2 separate regions of the Homo sapiens genome follow, and region 1 is linked to region 2. A link is a loop called in an ENCODE intact Hi-C map of the cell type or tissue named here. Cell type or tissue: Calu3. All regions are shown on one strand. Each heading gives the region's core, and the rest is flanking DNA. Links, peaks and the distances in the headings are about the cores only. Region 1 has its middle 87 kb from the start of RRAGB. Region 2 overlaps KLF8 (KLF transcription factor 8).

Region 1 (8,349 bases), core at 142-8,141, 440 kb after region 2:
GGACACATTCAAAGCAGTGTGTAGAGGGAAATTTGTAGCACTAAATGCCCACAAAAGAAAGCAGGAAAGATCTAAAATTGACACCCTAACATCACAATTAAAAGAACTGGAGAAGCAAGAGCAAACACATTCAAAAGCTAGCAGAAGGCAAGAAATAACTAAGATCAGAGCAGAACTGAAGGAAATAGAGACACAAAAAACCCTTAAAAAAATCAGTGAATCCAGGAGCTGGTTTTGTGAAAAGATCAACAAAACTCATAGACCACTAGCAAGACTAATAAAGAAGAAAAGAGAGAAGAATCAAATAGATGCAATAAAAAATGATACAGGGGATATCACCACTGATCCCACAGAAATACAAACTACCATCAGAGAATACTATAAACACTTGTATGCAAATAAGCTAGAAAATCTAGAGGAAATGGATAAATTCCTCGACACATACAGCCTCCCAAGACTAAACCAGGAAGAAGTTGAATCTCTGAATAGACCAATAACAGGCTCTGAAATTGAGGAAATAATTAATAGTTTAGCAACAAAAAAAAGTTCAGGACCAGATGGATTCACAGCTGAATTCTACCAGAGGTACAAGGAGGAGCTGGTACCAGTCCTTCTGAAACTATTCCAACCAATAGAAAAAGAGGGAATCCTCCGTAACTCATTTTATGAGGCCAGCATCATCCTGATACCAAGCCTGGCAGAGACACAACAAAAAAAGAGAATTTTAGACCAATATCCCTGATGAACATCGATGCAAAAATCCTCAATAAAATACTGGCAAACTGAATCCAGCAGCACATCAAAAAGCTTATCTACAATGATCAAGTGGGCTTCATCCCTGGGATGCAAGCCTGGTTCAACATATGCAAATCAATAAACATAATCCAGCATATAAACAGAATCAATGACAAAAACCACATGATTATCTCAATAGATGCAGAAAAGGCCTTCAACAAAATTCAACAACGCTTCATGCTAAAAACTCTCAATAATTTCGGTATTGATCAGATGTATCTCAAAATAATAAGAGCTATCTATGACAAACCCACAGCTAATATCACATTGAATGGGCAAAAACTGGAAGCATTCCCTTTGAAAACTGGAACAAGACAGGGATGCCCTCTCTCACCACTCCTATTCAACGTAGGGTTGGAAGTTCTGGCCAGGGCAATCAGGCAGGAGAAAGAAATAAAGGGCATTGAATTAGGAAAAGAGGAAGTCAAATTGTCCCTCTTTGCAGATGACATGATTGTATATCTAGAAAACTCCATTGTCTCATCCCAAAATGTCCTTAAGCTGATAAGCAACTTCAGCAAAGTCTCAGGATACAAAATCAATGTGCAAAAATCACAAGCATTCTTATACACCAATAACAGACAAACAGGGAGCCAAATCATGAGTGAACTCCCATTCACAATTGCTTCAAAGAGAATAAAATACCTAGGAATCCAACTTACAAGGGATGTGAAAGACCTCTTCAAGGAGAACTACAAACCACTGCTCAATGAAATAAAAGAGGATACAAACAAAGGGAAGAACATTCCATGCTCATGGGTAGGAAGGATCAATATGGTGAAAATGGCCATACTGCCCAAGGTAATTTATAGATTCAATGCCATCCCCATCAAGCTACCAATGACTTTCTTCACAGAATTGGAAAAAACTACTTTAAAGTTCATATGGAACCAATAAAGAGCCCACATTGCCAAGTCTATCCTAAGCCAAAAGAACAAAGCTGGAGGCATCACGCTACCTGACTTCAAACTATACTACAAGCCTACAGTAACCAAAACAGCATGGTACTGGTACCAAAACAGAGATATAGACAAATGGAACAGAGCAGAGCCCTCAGAAATAAGGCCGCATATGTACAACTATCTGATCTTTGACAAACGTGACAAAAACAAGCAATGGGGAAAGGATTCACTATGCAATAAATGGTGCTGGGAAAACTGGCTAGCCATATGTAGAAAGCTGAAACTGGATCCCTTCTTTACACCTTATACAAAAATTAATTCAAGATGGATTAAAGACTTAAATGTTAGACCTAAAACCATAAAAACCCTAGAAGAAAACCTAGGCAATACCATTCAGGACATAGGCATGGGCAAGGACTTCATGTCTAAAACACCAAAAGCAATGGCAACAAAAGACAAAATTGACAAATGGGATCTAATTAAACTAAAGAGCTTCTGCACAGCAAAAGAAACTACCATCAGAGTGAACAGGCAACCTACAGAATGGGAGAAAATTTTTGCAATCTACTCATCTGACAAAGGGCTAATATCCAGAATCTACAATGAACTCAAACAAATTTACAAGAAAAAAACAAACAACCCCATCAAAAAGTGGGTGAAGGACATGAACAGACACTTCTCAAAAGAAGACATTTATGCAGCCAAAAAACACATGAAAAAATGCTCATCATCACTGGCCATCAGAGAAATGCAAATCAAAACCACAATGAGATACCATCTCATACCAGTTAGAATGGCAATCATTAAAAAGTCAGGAAACAACAGGTGCTGGAGAGGATGTGGAGAAATAGGAACACTTTTACACTGTTGGTGGGACTGGAAACTAGTTCCACCATTGTGGAAGTCAGTGTGGCGATTCCTCAGGGATCTAGAACTAGAAATACCATTTTACCCAGCCATCCCATTACTGAGTGTATACTCAAAGAATTATGAATCATGCTGCTATAAAGACACATGCCCAAGTATGTTTATTGCGGCACTATCCACAATAGCAAAGACTTGGAACCAACCCAAATGTCCAACAATGGTAGACTGGATTTCATGCACCATGAAATACTATGCAGCCATAAAAAAGGATGGGTTCATGTCCTTTGTAGGGACATGGATGAAGCTGGAAACCATCATTCTCAGCAAACTATCTCAAGAACAAAAAACCAAACACCACATGTTCTCACTCATAGGTGGGAGTCGAACAATGAGAACACGTGGACACAGGAAGGGGAACATCACACCCTGGGGCCTGTTGTGGGGTGGGGGGAATGGTGAGGGATAGCATTAGAAGATATATCTAATGTTAAATGACAAGTTAATGGGTGCAGCACACCAACATGGCACATGTAACAAACCTGTACATTGTACACATGTACCCTGAAACTTAAAGTTTAGTAAAAAAAAAAAAAAGTATGAATTATAGTAACCTTCTTAAAAATAAAAAATAAAAAGAAAGAGCAAGGCATGTGAATATTTGAGAAACGAGTGATCCATGTAGAGGGAACATCAAGTCCAAAGCCCTGATGCAGAGCAAGAGCATTTAAAGAACAGCAAGGAGAACATTGTGGATAGAATTCAGTAGGCCTGGGAGGGAGTAGTAGGTGAGATAAAAATAATAGGTCATGTTGGTCCTTTTATGTCTTATAAAAAATTATGAATGTGTTCTAAGTGTGATGAGAGGTCATCTGAGAGGATTTTTGTTTGTTTGGGGATTGTGTGTGTGCATGCACGCATGTGTCTCTGCTTTGCTTTTCTGTTAATTGTTAAAACATTTTTATAATAGAAAGTTTCAAATATAAACACAAAAGTAGAATCATATAATGAACTCCCTTGTACTTGTCATTTTTAATACTTATTAAGTCACGGTCTCTCTTGTTTCATCTATACACCCACCTAACTGCCTACAGATCCAAATTTGGAAGCAAATTCCGCACTTGCTATCCTTTCATACATAAACATTTCAGCATTTATATTTGAAAGGTAAGGATCATCTGAGAGTTTTCAGCAGGGGTGTGTTAAGTAAGTTACTATGAGGATGAAATGAGATAATGTAAATAAAATGCCTCATGCATAGTGGGTGCTCTCCAAATAGCAGTTATTATCATTATTACTCTGGCAGGATACTGAATGAAGTTGAAATCTTGAATGACATTGGGACCAGAATGGCTAATAAGGGTGGATACAGAACTAGGTTTCAGATCGGGTGGCAGATAAGCCAGCCAGGAGCCAGGTATGGCAGAGACTGGATAGGGATGGATCCAGATCAGGCAAAGAAGCTATTACCACTAGGGCTATCACACAGAGCCAGTTCTCCAAGGAAAGCCGCAGACAGCCAGGGACATCTCAGCGCTAAGTTCCCTCAGTACCACAATGAGTATCTCTGCTTAAATGAATCCTTAGGAAGGCATGACCATGGAGCTTTCTGTTGACCCTTCCCAGGTTCACTGTGGCCAGGGATTTGTAGAGACTCCAATGCCTGATGACATTTTGGTGGTCCAGAGTTTCAGTTTCTGGGGAGTTAATTAAGCAATCTTCTCCTTAGCATCTCTCTGAGCCAGGTGTTCCAGATTCATCTCACTGTGGATCTACAACTGGATCAACTTTTATTAATAGTATTAATATCTACTATGATTGAGTACCAAATATGTGCCAAGCATTGTTAGGGAGCTTTAGATACATTATTTCATCTCTTTCTCCTCACAGCCTTGTGAAGCTGGTATGGTGGTGGTGTTACCATTTTATTGATGAGGAAATTGAGGCTCAGAGAGGTTAAGAGACTTATTCAAAATAATGCATCTAGAAAGTGTAAAGTTGGTCTGTTTGACTTTAATGCCAATCTTTTTACTTCTACACCAGGTTACTTTAGAGAAAAATCACTGTGTTTTCCATGTTCAGACATATATGTAGCTCTTGCCAATCTGGGCCACTGAAAGTTGTACCCCACCTACTCCATTAAGTATGTAGCAGAAGAAAGACCAACTTTCTTCCTTTGGGGGTTTCAGACTCTAGTCCCCAAGGGCTCTGCCTAAGAAAGCATGGCTAGAGGCAGAGAAAGTGTCTGGAGTGGAAAAGTATGAAGCATGCATAACTTTGGCCATCTTTTCCTTACCAGAGAACAGTCTCAGAGTAAGACAATGTGTCCTGCCTCAGATTATGTGTCTTGCCTCAACATGAAATGAACTGATGTTATCCTCAAATGCCCCCAGCTACAAAATGCTTTTGTCTTGCTGAAAGTTTCAGGAGTTACCTTAGAAATCTGGCTCAGAAAATCATCAAGCTGCAGGCTCAAGCACTGTAACCTACCCGCTCCAACTGAGAATGTAAAAAAATGTGACTACACAGAAATCTAAAAGCTATTAACTAAAGCTAGATTTATTCTCAATCTCAGTTCATGCAGCATTTCTCTCTCTCTCTCTCTCCTCTCTTTCTCCCCTCTCTGTCTCCTCTCTCTCTTTCTCTCTCTCTCTAGCACAGAGACCATCTAGAGCAGAAGCCTTTTTTCACTGATTCATCATGGATTCTGTGACATGTCAGGCACTGTACTATGTTGTGCGGAGTCAGTGAGGGAGGAAAAACAGACATGTTTATGCCCTCAAGGAGTTTCCAGCCTAGTGAGACCTTTTTTGCAAGCAGACTATCTTCAGTATAGGCTTGTTGAACATATGAAAGGAAATTGAAAACAACTTGAGCTAAATCAGCCTCAATACTGTGAGGCAGATTTAGCTTTAACCTCATCTAGAAATAACGTGTCTGTCCAGATCTGTTCACTTTAATCTGACATTCCCGGGCTATACAGGGTGCATACAGGGTGCAGTCATCTCCTTCTCTAAGATCTTTTCTGTTACTCTAGCAGTACAGCAGTAGAGGATAGTGGGACACAATAAACTGCCTTGGACTTAAGTCTCAGTTCTGTCACTCACTAACCATGTGACTTGTGGGCAAATAACCTAACCTCTCTGTGCCTCAGTTTTATCATCCATAATAAAACCTAATTAATGGAAGTTTTGAGGATTAGAGTTAAATATATGAATGCTTAGAAGTGTGCCTAATATATGGTAAGTAATCAATAAATGTTGGAAATTATAATTGTTACTCTGGAGCTACAATGAAGGGAGCTATTAAAATTTAGTTGTTTCCAACTGAGCCATTTGAAAGAAATTCAGTTTCCTGTTTTAATGTGATGAATATTTGTCTGCTTTCTCTTCTATACTGAGCTCAGTCTTTCCAGTCTCAAAAAGAGCATATATGTGGTATTCAAAATATATACTAGGCAATCTTTCACTCAGAAACTGTTGGTCAGACATTCTAAGAAATTTATTTTGGGATAAGACCAGGCCAAGTATGAATTTTTAAAGGAGTTATGAAAAGAAATACTTGCCTGGACATTTCTGCCATCTTATTGTTTTTCTTCCCTGCATCACTTCTTTCCTTTATCACTGTCCACTCTTCATGTCCAGTGGATGTGGCTTCTGCCTCCTCCGCTCCAAAGCAACTTAATTGTCAAATTAAAATAAAGAATTGCCAGCATACAAACTGAGTCTATGTGTTATTACATTCTCACACAGCTATAAAGAAATACATGAGACTGGGTAATTTATAAAGAAAAGAGGTTTAATTGGCTCATGATTTTGCAGGCTGTACAGGAATCACTGTGGCATCTGCTTCTGAAGAGGCCTCAGGGAGCTTTTACTCATGGAAGGAGGCAAAGCAGAAGCAGGTGTCTTACATGGCAGGAGCAGGAGGAATAAAGAGAGCGGGGATGTGCCACACATTTTTAAACAACCAGATCTTGTGAGAACTCACTATCACAACAGTACCAAGGGGATGGTGTTAAACCAATCATGAGAAACCGCCCCCACTATCCAACACCTTCCACCAGACCCCACCTCCAACATTGGGGATTGATTAAAATTTGACACAACATTTGGGAAGGGACATAGATCCAAACCATGTTAGATTATTCCTAGGTCATAGCTGACGCTGACTCAATCTTTCTACAGCATATGACTATGTTGACCAACTAATTTATTGTTTATCTTTTCTTCCTTGAGGAAATAAAAGAGGAATAAGATTTAACACTTAGCATGTGCTAAGAGGTTTATACCTATAATTTTATTTAATTCTCACACCTTTAAGGTATTAACCCAACATTGCAAATAATGATACAGATTCTGAGAAGTTAAAATGAATTTGCCTGAGGCTACACAGCTGTATGTTATCGCATCCAGAGAAGATTGGTTTATGCAGTAGAAGGAACCATGATTCTGATTGAGACACTTCAAATTCTGGCTCCACCATAACTAGGTTTGTGACCTGAGAAAGTACCTGAATTCTATTTGTTCCAATTCTTCACTTGTAAAATTGAGAGAAGAATAGTATCTACCTCAGAATACTTATGAAGTTTACATGAGATAATTATGCTTATAAAAGTTAAACAGTCAGTAGTCAGGCACTTGAGGACCCAGACTGTTTCTCAGGTAACCAGCTCTTTGCTGCCATCGCCTGACAAATCTAGTGGTTTTAAGGAATAGTGAGCAATTGGAACAAGCAGATTTTCTTAAAAGTAAAATTGTCTGTAAACTCCCTACCTGAAGAGCCACTAAATTCAAGGCTCTGATCTTGCATTGAATTCAGTATAACATTTTAGACCCCACTTATTACACTAAAGATATTCTACTAAATTGAAATAGGTAATGAAGGCCATGATCCCAAATAATTCAGACAGTAGACAATCATGTAGAGTTTTAGAGCAGAGCTGAAACTGTTGAGTACTGTGCTTTCAGAAAATTAAATCCACCTAATCAGTCATAAGAAAGAAATAAAAGAGGGAGAGCCTAGAGACAAAGAGACTAGGCAGGAGGTAAATGAATCATATAAGTCAATGTTATTCACTGTCAGCTGCAATTCTGAGAGCCATCTGAGTGGAATGCAACCATATAGTCCCATTTTTGTAAAAAGAATAATTATCATCATATTACCCAGTGGAAGCTCATGATGATGTTCAGTTCCTCCTTTTTTCACCTTAATGATCCCTCCCTACAATCCAGTTAGTCACCAAGGCATGTCCATTCTGTCTGCAATGTCTCTCCCAACTCTTCTTTATTTACAAATTCCCTTTCCACCACATTTTCAGATTACTTATCCTGTAACTACAACAGAGGCTTTCAAACTGAATGTAATACATGTAAGAACAACATTTCACATCAAAACCAAACACACACAGACATACACACACACAGCAAAAGTTTCACAGAAATGATATGCCTTGCTTCATGTGGTGTATACTGATATTTTCTAGTTTAATGTAGTCTATTTTTTTGTTTAATTTTTTTTTTTTTTTTTTTTGAGACGGAGTTTTGCTCTTGTACAAGCTGGAGTGCAATGGCACGATCTCGGCTCACTGCAACCTCCGCCTCCTGGCTTCAAGCAATTCTCCTGCCTCAGCCTCCGAGTAGCTGGGATTACAGGCACCCACAACCAGGCCCGGCTAATTTTTTGTATTTTTAGTAAAGACGGGGTTTGGCCATGTTGGCCAGGCTGGTCTCAAACTCCTGACCCCAGGTGATCTACCCGCCTTGGCCTCCCAAAGTGCTGGGATTAC
Region 2 (8,349 bases), core at 269-8,268:
AGAGTTAGGCAATAATAAATGCTGGTGAGGATGTGGAGAAAAGAAAACACTTGTGCACTGTTGGTGGGAATGTAAATTAGTACAGCCACTATGGAGAACAATTTGGAGGTTCCTCAAAAAAATTGAAAATTGAGCTACTATATGATCCAGCAATCCCACTGCTGGGTATATACCAAAAAGAAAGGAAATCAGTATATCAAAGAGATATCTGCACTTCCATGTTTGTTGCAGCACTATTCACAATAGCTAAGATTTGGAAGCAACCTAAGTATTCATCAACAGATGAATGGATAAAGAAAATGTGTTACAGATACACAATGGAGTACTATTCAGCCATAAAAAGAATGAGATCCTGTCATTTGCAATAACATGGGTGGAACTGGAGATTATTATGTTCAGTGAAATAAGTCAGGTATAGAAAGACAAATATCACATGTTCTTATTTATTTGTGGGATCTAAAAATCGAAACCATTGAACTCATGGACATAGAGAGTAGAAGGATGGTTACCAGAGGCTGGGAAGGGCAGTGGGGTGTTGAGGAGGAGGTGGTCATGGTGAATGTGTACGAAAAAATAGTTAGAAATTGTCTGGGTGCAGTGGCTCTCTCCTGTAATCCCCAGCACTTTGGGAGGCCGACATGGGCAGATCACCTGAGGTCAGGATTTTGAGACCAGCCTGGCCAACATGGTGAAACCCTGTCTCTACTAAAAATACAAACAATTAGCTGGGCGTGGTGGCATGTGCCTGTAGTCCTAGCTACTCAGGAGGCTGAGGCAAGATAATTGCTTGAATCTGGGAGGCGGAGGTTGCAGTGAGCTGAGAAGCCACCACTGTACTCCAGCCTGGGCAACAGAGAGAGACTCCATCTCAAAAACAAAAAAAAGTTGGAAATAACAAATAAGACCTACTATTTGATAGCATGATAGGGTGACTAGAGTCAATAATAACTTAATTGTACACTTAAAAAATATCTAAAAGAGTGTAATTGCATTGTTTGTAACACAAAGGATAAATGCTGCAGGGATGGATACCCCATTCTCCATAATGTGATTATTTCACATTGCATGCCTGTATGAAAACATCTCAATGTATCCCATAAATATATACGCCTACTATGTACCTACAAAAATTAAAAATAAGGCCAGGTACGGTGGCTCACACCTATAAACCCAGCACTTTGGGAGGCCGAGGTGGGCGGATCATGAGGTCAGGAGTTCGAGACCAGCCTAGCCAATATGGTGAAACCCTGTCCCTACTAAAAATACAAAAATTAGCCGGGCATGGTGGTGCGTGCCTGTAGTCCCAGCTACTCAGGAGGCTGAGGCAGAAGAATAGCTTGAACCTGGAAGGCAGAGGATGCAGTGAGCCAAGATTGTGCCACTGCACTCCATCCTGGGTGACAAAGCGAGACTCCGTCTCAAATAAATAAATAAATAAATAAATAAATATATAAAAATTCAAAAAATAAAATAAAAGTTGAAATTATAACAAAAAGATTCCTAAATGTAACCAACTTTATCTGATGAATTAAATAAAGAAACAGACAAGTATTGTATATACAACACTGTATACTCAAGTCTATAGGTGATTTAAGGATTTTCAAGGTTAATTTTGACTGTATTTGAGTTTCACTCATGCAGTGAATTTGCAACCCCAAGAAAGACGGGACTTCAACATCTAGCACAGAGCCCTGGGACATAAAATCCAGATAACCTGTTTCGAATCCTAATTCTTGGAGTGTTCAAGGCCAGTTTTATTTTCCATCAAATGGGGAAACTAAGAATAATGATGGTTAATTTTATGTGACAACTTGGCTGGGCTACAGTGCCCAGATATTTGGTCAAACATTATTCTAGATGTTTCTGTGAAGGTATTTTTTTGGATGAGACCAACATTTAAAACATTGTACTTTAAATAGGGCACATTACTCTCTATAATGTGAGTGGTCCTCAACCAATCAGTTGAAGACCTTAGTTTTTAAAACAAAGACTGTCCTCCATAGAGCAAGAAAGAATTCTTCTCACAATCTGCTTTTGGACTCAAACTGTAACTCCTTCTGAATCTCCAGCCTGCCGGCCTACCCCTGATGGGGTTTTGGACTTGCCATGCCTCCACAATCTAATGAGCCAATTTCTTGAAATCTCTCTCTCTCTCTCTCTCCATGTACATATATGCATACACACACACATACACCATACACACATATCCTGTTGGTTCTGTTTCTCTGGAGAATACTAATTAATACACTGTTCAACAGGATTATGGTGAAGATTAAATAAGACAATGCATTTAATCTTCATCCTATCTGAAATATGAAATAGTGCTATATAAATAGTTGCTATTGTCTACTAAAGGTCTACTCTTGTCTTTATAGCCTTGATTCCAGAGGCTATGTTTCTTTTAGGCCAGATCTACTCCCCAGCTGACTATGAAACCAAGGCATTCATATACTTTCTAGAAATATGTCTTCCTTCACCTCTTCTCAATCCCCAAACATGTTATAGAAAGAAAAATGAGTTTAAATTCTGTAATCACTACCAGGTATTCAATACTATTATGGCCCAATATTAGCACCCTATTTTCCTGATAACTGACCTGCTTGAATACCTGCATTGAGCCACCTTCTGAATTAAGTTGGACCTCCAAGTTGTTTATGAGTTTATCCATATCTGGAAAAGAGAAAAGGAAAAGACAACTTTCAGAATAAAATCTAACCCACTATATGCATAAATATGCCATTAATGTTATGTGTGTTCTATGACCTTTATCTTTCAGTGCTTACCAGATACTGATAAGTCATTGAAACCTTCTGATTTATTTTACTCATCAAGATGGACCTAACTTTTCCCCAATAATATTAGCTGCTCCCCTCCACCAAACTGCATGCAGGTAATCTGTTTCTTCCTATTTCTCCAACATGCTCTGCCTTCAGAGGAACATCAGTATAGCTACAGTTTTCAGTATTCTACCTTCCTGGTCTAGTTCTTGCTTGAAGGAGTTCCAAGCTCCTATATATATATTTACCCGAGTGAACTTATTTACACATCAAGGCCAAATCTCTCTAGAGACGTATTTTATCTGTCTACGTCTCTTAAATCTGCAAGCCAGGTGGGGTAATAAAAACAGTTTTCTCTTTCTTCTTTAGTTTTTCCTCTTAAAAAAAGGAATTAGTGTCTTAATTCAGCTGCCTTAAACCATCAGTCATTCATACTAGAAGCACCTACTAGCTTTCTTCCTCAACCAGATTTTCTGGGAGTTAGATGTGCAGCACTCACATCCCATAATCTTTGGCAAGGCCTTTTTTTTCCTAAGCCACAACTTGTCCATCTATGATTAAAAGATTTCAGACTATCCTCTGCAGAACCCTAAGGCTTCCATGGAACTTGGGGGTGGGGTTTGTTAAATTAAGGTTAGCTTAAAGCTTCCTCCTTACATATTTCAAGTTCAGCCTAAAGGTTTCCCCATCCATAATGAACCATAACCTAACTGGATGTGTAGACAGTGTAATCTACTGTTGCGCCAATCACAGAGTTTCAGCCAATTACAGGCAGTCAACAACTCAAAGTGTTTGAATAAGGCAAATACTGAGATATAACCAATCCAGCTGTTTCTGTACCTCACTTCCATTTTCTGTCCATAAATATTATCTGACTACATGGCAGCCCCAGAGTTGCTCTGAATCTATTATTTCTTCTGGGGGCTGCCTGATTCATGAATCATTCTTTGCTCGATTAAACTGTTAAGTGTAATTTGTCTAAAGTTTCTCTTTTAACAGGTTAATGGAGGAACTGTAGTAAGTAATAAGAATAGTAGAAGCCAGAATTAAGAAAACTGACTTCCAATAGAATCTGAGCTCCTTGCAGGCAGATACTTTCATCTTTGTTTTTTTCACTAATGTATTCCAAGGCCCTAGAACATTGCCTGGTACATGGTAGGTGTTTAATCACATTTTCGAAGGTTTTTGATGACAGTGACAGAAAAGGAGAGTGAGGGAATGTGTTTTCTCAAGTACAGAAATTGGAAAAGGGTGGAAAAGAACGAAAGAAAATTAGAGAATTTATGCATGAAAGATGCCTGAGGTGTAATTAACTATGAAGTGAGAGGTGGTAGAGAGGGTAGCTAAGCTTTTTCTGATTTCTAAGACAGGAAAAGGAGGTGTGATGGTGGAAAAAGAATGTGAGGTCAGGTAACTCTCATACAGCCCACAGGGGGGCACCAAAACGCCAGGAGAGCTTTCTTTGTTGCTGCCAGAACCATGCGTAGGAGTGGAGAAGATTCGATTCTCCCTCTGCATTCACACAACACCTTCAACAGGCTTCATTATTTCTAGCAAGTACAACTTAAGACAGCCAACTCCAATCTGTTCTTCGATTCCTATGGATTAAGAGACAGCAGAGTTGAGGAAGCAGAGTGATTCTGAGAGGCTATATTAGCTTCTATGAACCTCAGTTTCTTCACCTGCCAAAAGAGGGGGTAACACGGTATTGCCTTAACAGAGTTAATGTGAACATTCCATGTTAATACATTCATATGCCATGTAATGACGTTTCAGTCAACGATGACCCACAGATACGACACTGTTCTTTTTTTTTTCATACTTTAAGTTCTAGGGTACACGTGCACAACGTGCAGGTTTGTTACATATGTATCCATGTGCCATGTTGGTGTGCTGCACCCATTAACTCGTCATTTACATTAAGTATATCTCCTAATGCTATCCCTCCGCTCTCCCCCCACCCCATGACAGGCCCCAGTGTGTGATGTTCCCCTTCCTGTGTCCAAGTGTTCTCATAGATACGACAATGATTCTATACAATTATAACAGAGCTAAAAAATTCCTATCACCTAGTGATATCATACCCGCTGTAATGTCACAGTGCAAAGCATTACTCATGTATTTGTGGTGATGCTGGTGTAAACAAATCGACTGTGCTGTCAGTCAATATAATTATATACAGTATGTAATACTTAACAATGATAACAAATGACTATGTTATTGTTTTCTGTATTTACTACACTATACATTCTATCATCATTTTAGAGTGTACTCCTTCTACTTACTAAAAAAAAGTTAATTATAAAACATTCTCAGGCAGGTCTTTCAGGAGGTATCCCAGAAGAAGGTATTGTTGTCATACCAGACGGCAGCTCCATGCATGTTATTACCCCTGAAGATCTTCCAGTGGGACAAGATATAAGGTAGAAGACAGTGATATTGATGATCCTGACCCTCATAGGCCTAGGCTGATGTGTCTTTGTGTCTTAGTTTTTAACAAAAACTTGTAAAAAGCAAAAAAAAAATAATTAACAATAGAAAAAAGCTTATAAAATAAGAATACAAAGAAATAAAATATTTTTGTACAGCTGTACAGGATTTGTGTTTTAAGCTAAAAAAGTTATAGTAAGCTAAGGTTAATTTATAAGAAAAAATTGTTTATAAATTTAGTGTAGCCTAGTGTACACTGTTTAAAAAGTCTAAAGTAAGGTACAGTAATGTCCTAGGCCTTAACATTCACTCGCTACTCACTAAGTGACTTACTCAGAGCAACTTCTAGTTCTGCAAGTTTCCTTCATGTTAAGTGGTGTTCAGGTACACCATTTTAAAATCTTTTATGCCATATTTTAACTGTGCCTTTTCTATGTTTAGATACACAAATATACACCATTATGCTACAACTGCCTACAGTGTCCAGTACAGTAACATGCTATAGAAGTTTGTAGCCTAGGAGCAATAAGCTATACCATATAGCCTAGGTTGTAGTAGATTATACCATCTAGGTTTATGTTAGTACATTCTATGATATTCACACAATGTAAAAATTGTCTAAGGATGTATTTTGCAGAACATATCCCCTTCATTAAGGGATGAATAACTGTACATGTAAATACACTTAAAACAAATCCTGGCATATAGAACACTCTCAGTTAGCTATTATCACCACCATTATTATTGTTGATTATCAGAATCTTGAACTCTGGCCCAAAGAATCTGTCCTGTGTATCAAATAGGACTTTTATACCCCATGAGTTCACAAACCTGCTCCACCTCTTATATTTCTAATCTTAATTTCTAGCACCACCATAAACCCAGTCTATCAGTCTAAAAACCTAGGGGTCAGCCACCTTTGACTCCTCTCTCCCTATCTTCAGCCAGTTGGTTATCAGCTATAATAATTCTCCTGCAGATATATCTCTTAAATCTAGCCCTTCATCATTTCATAGTCACTTCCTTCCCCTTCTGGTCAATACTCCACATTGCTCTCAAAGTGTAGTAAAACATGTGGGCTCTGGAGTGAGTGCCTAGAATCACATTCTGATTCTGTGACTTCTTAACAGTAAGAAGTTGGGCAAAGTTTTTCCAGCCTCCTGTGTCTGTTTTCTCATCTGTAAAATGGGAATAATTATAGTACCAGGTCACAGAATTACTATGAGGATGTATCAAGTTGATATATGTTCAAGTATTTACAACAGTACCTGGCACAAAGAGGAACTGTCCGTTTCCTTCACCACCAGGTGAGCCCTTCAATAGTTACCTAGTCTTGTTCCTTTTTTTGTATCCCTATCTTTTAGCAGAGCATCTCCTATACACTATGTACTAATGTCCAGTGAATAAAGGAATGAATGATCAGGGAAATGAGGAAAGATAGAGCCATATCCAGAACTATAACTGCCCATCTTCAAAAGCTTTAATAGCAACAATCAAGGAGCCTGAAAAATACTTCTTGGCCCTCCTATATCACAAATATTTTAGTAAAATAGTATAAGAGGGAGAGCTGACAATTAATAATGTCTCAGCCATTTCTGGCTAGTGCCCTCACCCAGAAAACAGCCAAATGGAATAGCCATTAGGTAATCCTGGTCAACCTTCTAAATATTGGTAGGAATGACTATAAGGAAAGATACTGGGAAGGTATATAACCTCCTTTTTTAAATTTAATTTTAAAAAATATTTACCCAGGCAAAATTGAAAACTGAAGAAAATTAAGGCCCACAGAAGGTCTTAAAGAAGGCTCTGTTTTTTTTTGAAGAGGGATTTATGAGCCTCTTGCTCTTCTCTAGAGTTGGAATTTCTGCTCTAAGTGCCTAAGAGAGACCAGACAGCTGCACAAAAGCTGTCAGGGAAGTGGTAAGGAAATATACAAAAGGGGGTTATAGTATATATGGCCTGGGCCATTGAGATGTGAATCACTCAGGCAGGAGGACACCAGAAATGCAAATTACCAACTTGAGGTAATAACCATTATTCTGCTTGGATTGGCTCTTCAAGCCTTTGTGTCTACAAGCTGGACTTTCTGGTCCTTCTCCTAAGGGCATGGGTCCTATAGAAGGAAACAGAGGAGGAAGAAATAGGGAAGAAGATTGAGTCCCATCGCCAGTGGGTCAATGTCTCATATATGCAGGACATCACAAACCACATTCCAGGTACTGTGACTACAGGAGTTTGATAAAATTATGTAACTTTTGTCATGTCCCCAAGTTTATATTATACAAAAGTGGCATTTCCTATAATGATCAGCTTGTCTTACAAAAGTGAACAGTGCCTCCAAGGAACTGGAGCAGGTGCTGGCTAAGAAGAAAACATCCCATCCTTTGGCCAACCCTGAAAGGGAAAAATGCCTAGAGATAAAGTGACAAGGGGTGCAAAGCAGAGTCATTAGAACCTACAACTAAAAAGAAAGCAGAGCACTGGAAACCCTGACCCGGGCCTAAGAAAGACCTTGTGCTTTGACAGGATACAGCATTTGGACAATTCAAATAATGTCTTATATACATCAACATAGCTTTACAGTAAGGAAATACACAGCTTTCATATAATTTCCATTTCACACATAATAAATTTGGAGGCCTGACATCACATAGTTTAGAAGTGCTAGAATCAGAACTGAAACTTTAGTCCTCTGACTCAAATTATAGTGCTCCCCAACCATTTTCTAATACCTCAAATCTGGTGAGCACCTTCTTTCTGAAAAACTGTCTGCTAAAAGAAGAACACATTTAAGGACAACACAACTAATCACTTAGGAAGATCTTAAGCAGATATCATTCATCTTTGGCCTCTAACCTATAAGAAGTACTGGAACTATTTAAAAATAAAAATCAATGCTTAAGGGTTTTGAGAAAGACTACAGTACACATTTATTTTCAGACAATTTTATTGCACATCTTCCAGAGGAATTAAGAGTAGTGTTGCAATGGGCCTTTGGGAAAGCCTTCAGGATATCTCTGCAGCATGACATTAATAATGGAATGGTGATAAAAAGAACTATAACAGCCGACATTCATTGAGTGCTTACTTTGTGTCAGACACTGTTCTGTTTATATCTATTTATCTATCTATAGATATCTTC

The links. Hi-C counts contacts between places; a loop is a spot of excess contacts. Peaks named below come from ENCODE experiments on the same cell type or tissue, not always from the same donor. Only the 100,000 strongest peaks of a DNase experiment are listed, where the experiment ranks them.
Region 1: it touches region 2 in a loop (6-fold over the local background); 6 of 110 quality-filtered maps call a loop at or near these places.

Annotation. Positions count from the first base shown.
Region 1 is chrX:55,800,883-55,809,231 of GRCh38, reverse strand. No RefSeq gene overlaps it. Among named protein-coding and RNA genes, the nearest start is that of RRAGB, 87 kb to the right of the region's middle. In Calu3, for the core only: no CTCF peak of the experiment used is centred there; no DNase peak of the experiment used is centred there.
Region 2 is chrX:56,244,552-56,252,900 of GRCh38, reverse strand. KLF8 (KLF transcription factor 8) reads right to left here. Exons shown (of 6, transcript NM_007250.5): 2 at 2,597-2,670. Among named protein-coding and RNA genes, the nearest start is that of KLF8, 16 kb to the right of the region's middle. In Calu3, for the core only: no CTCF peak of the experiment used is centred there; a DNase peak (open chromatin) is centred at 4,230.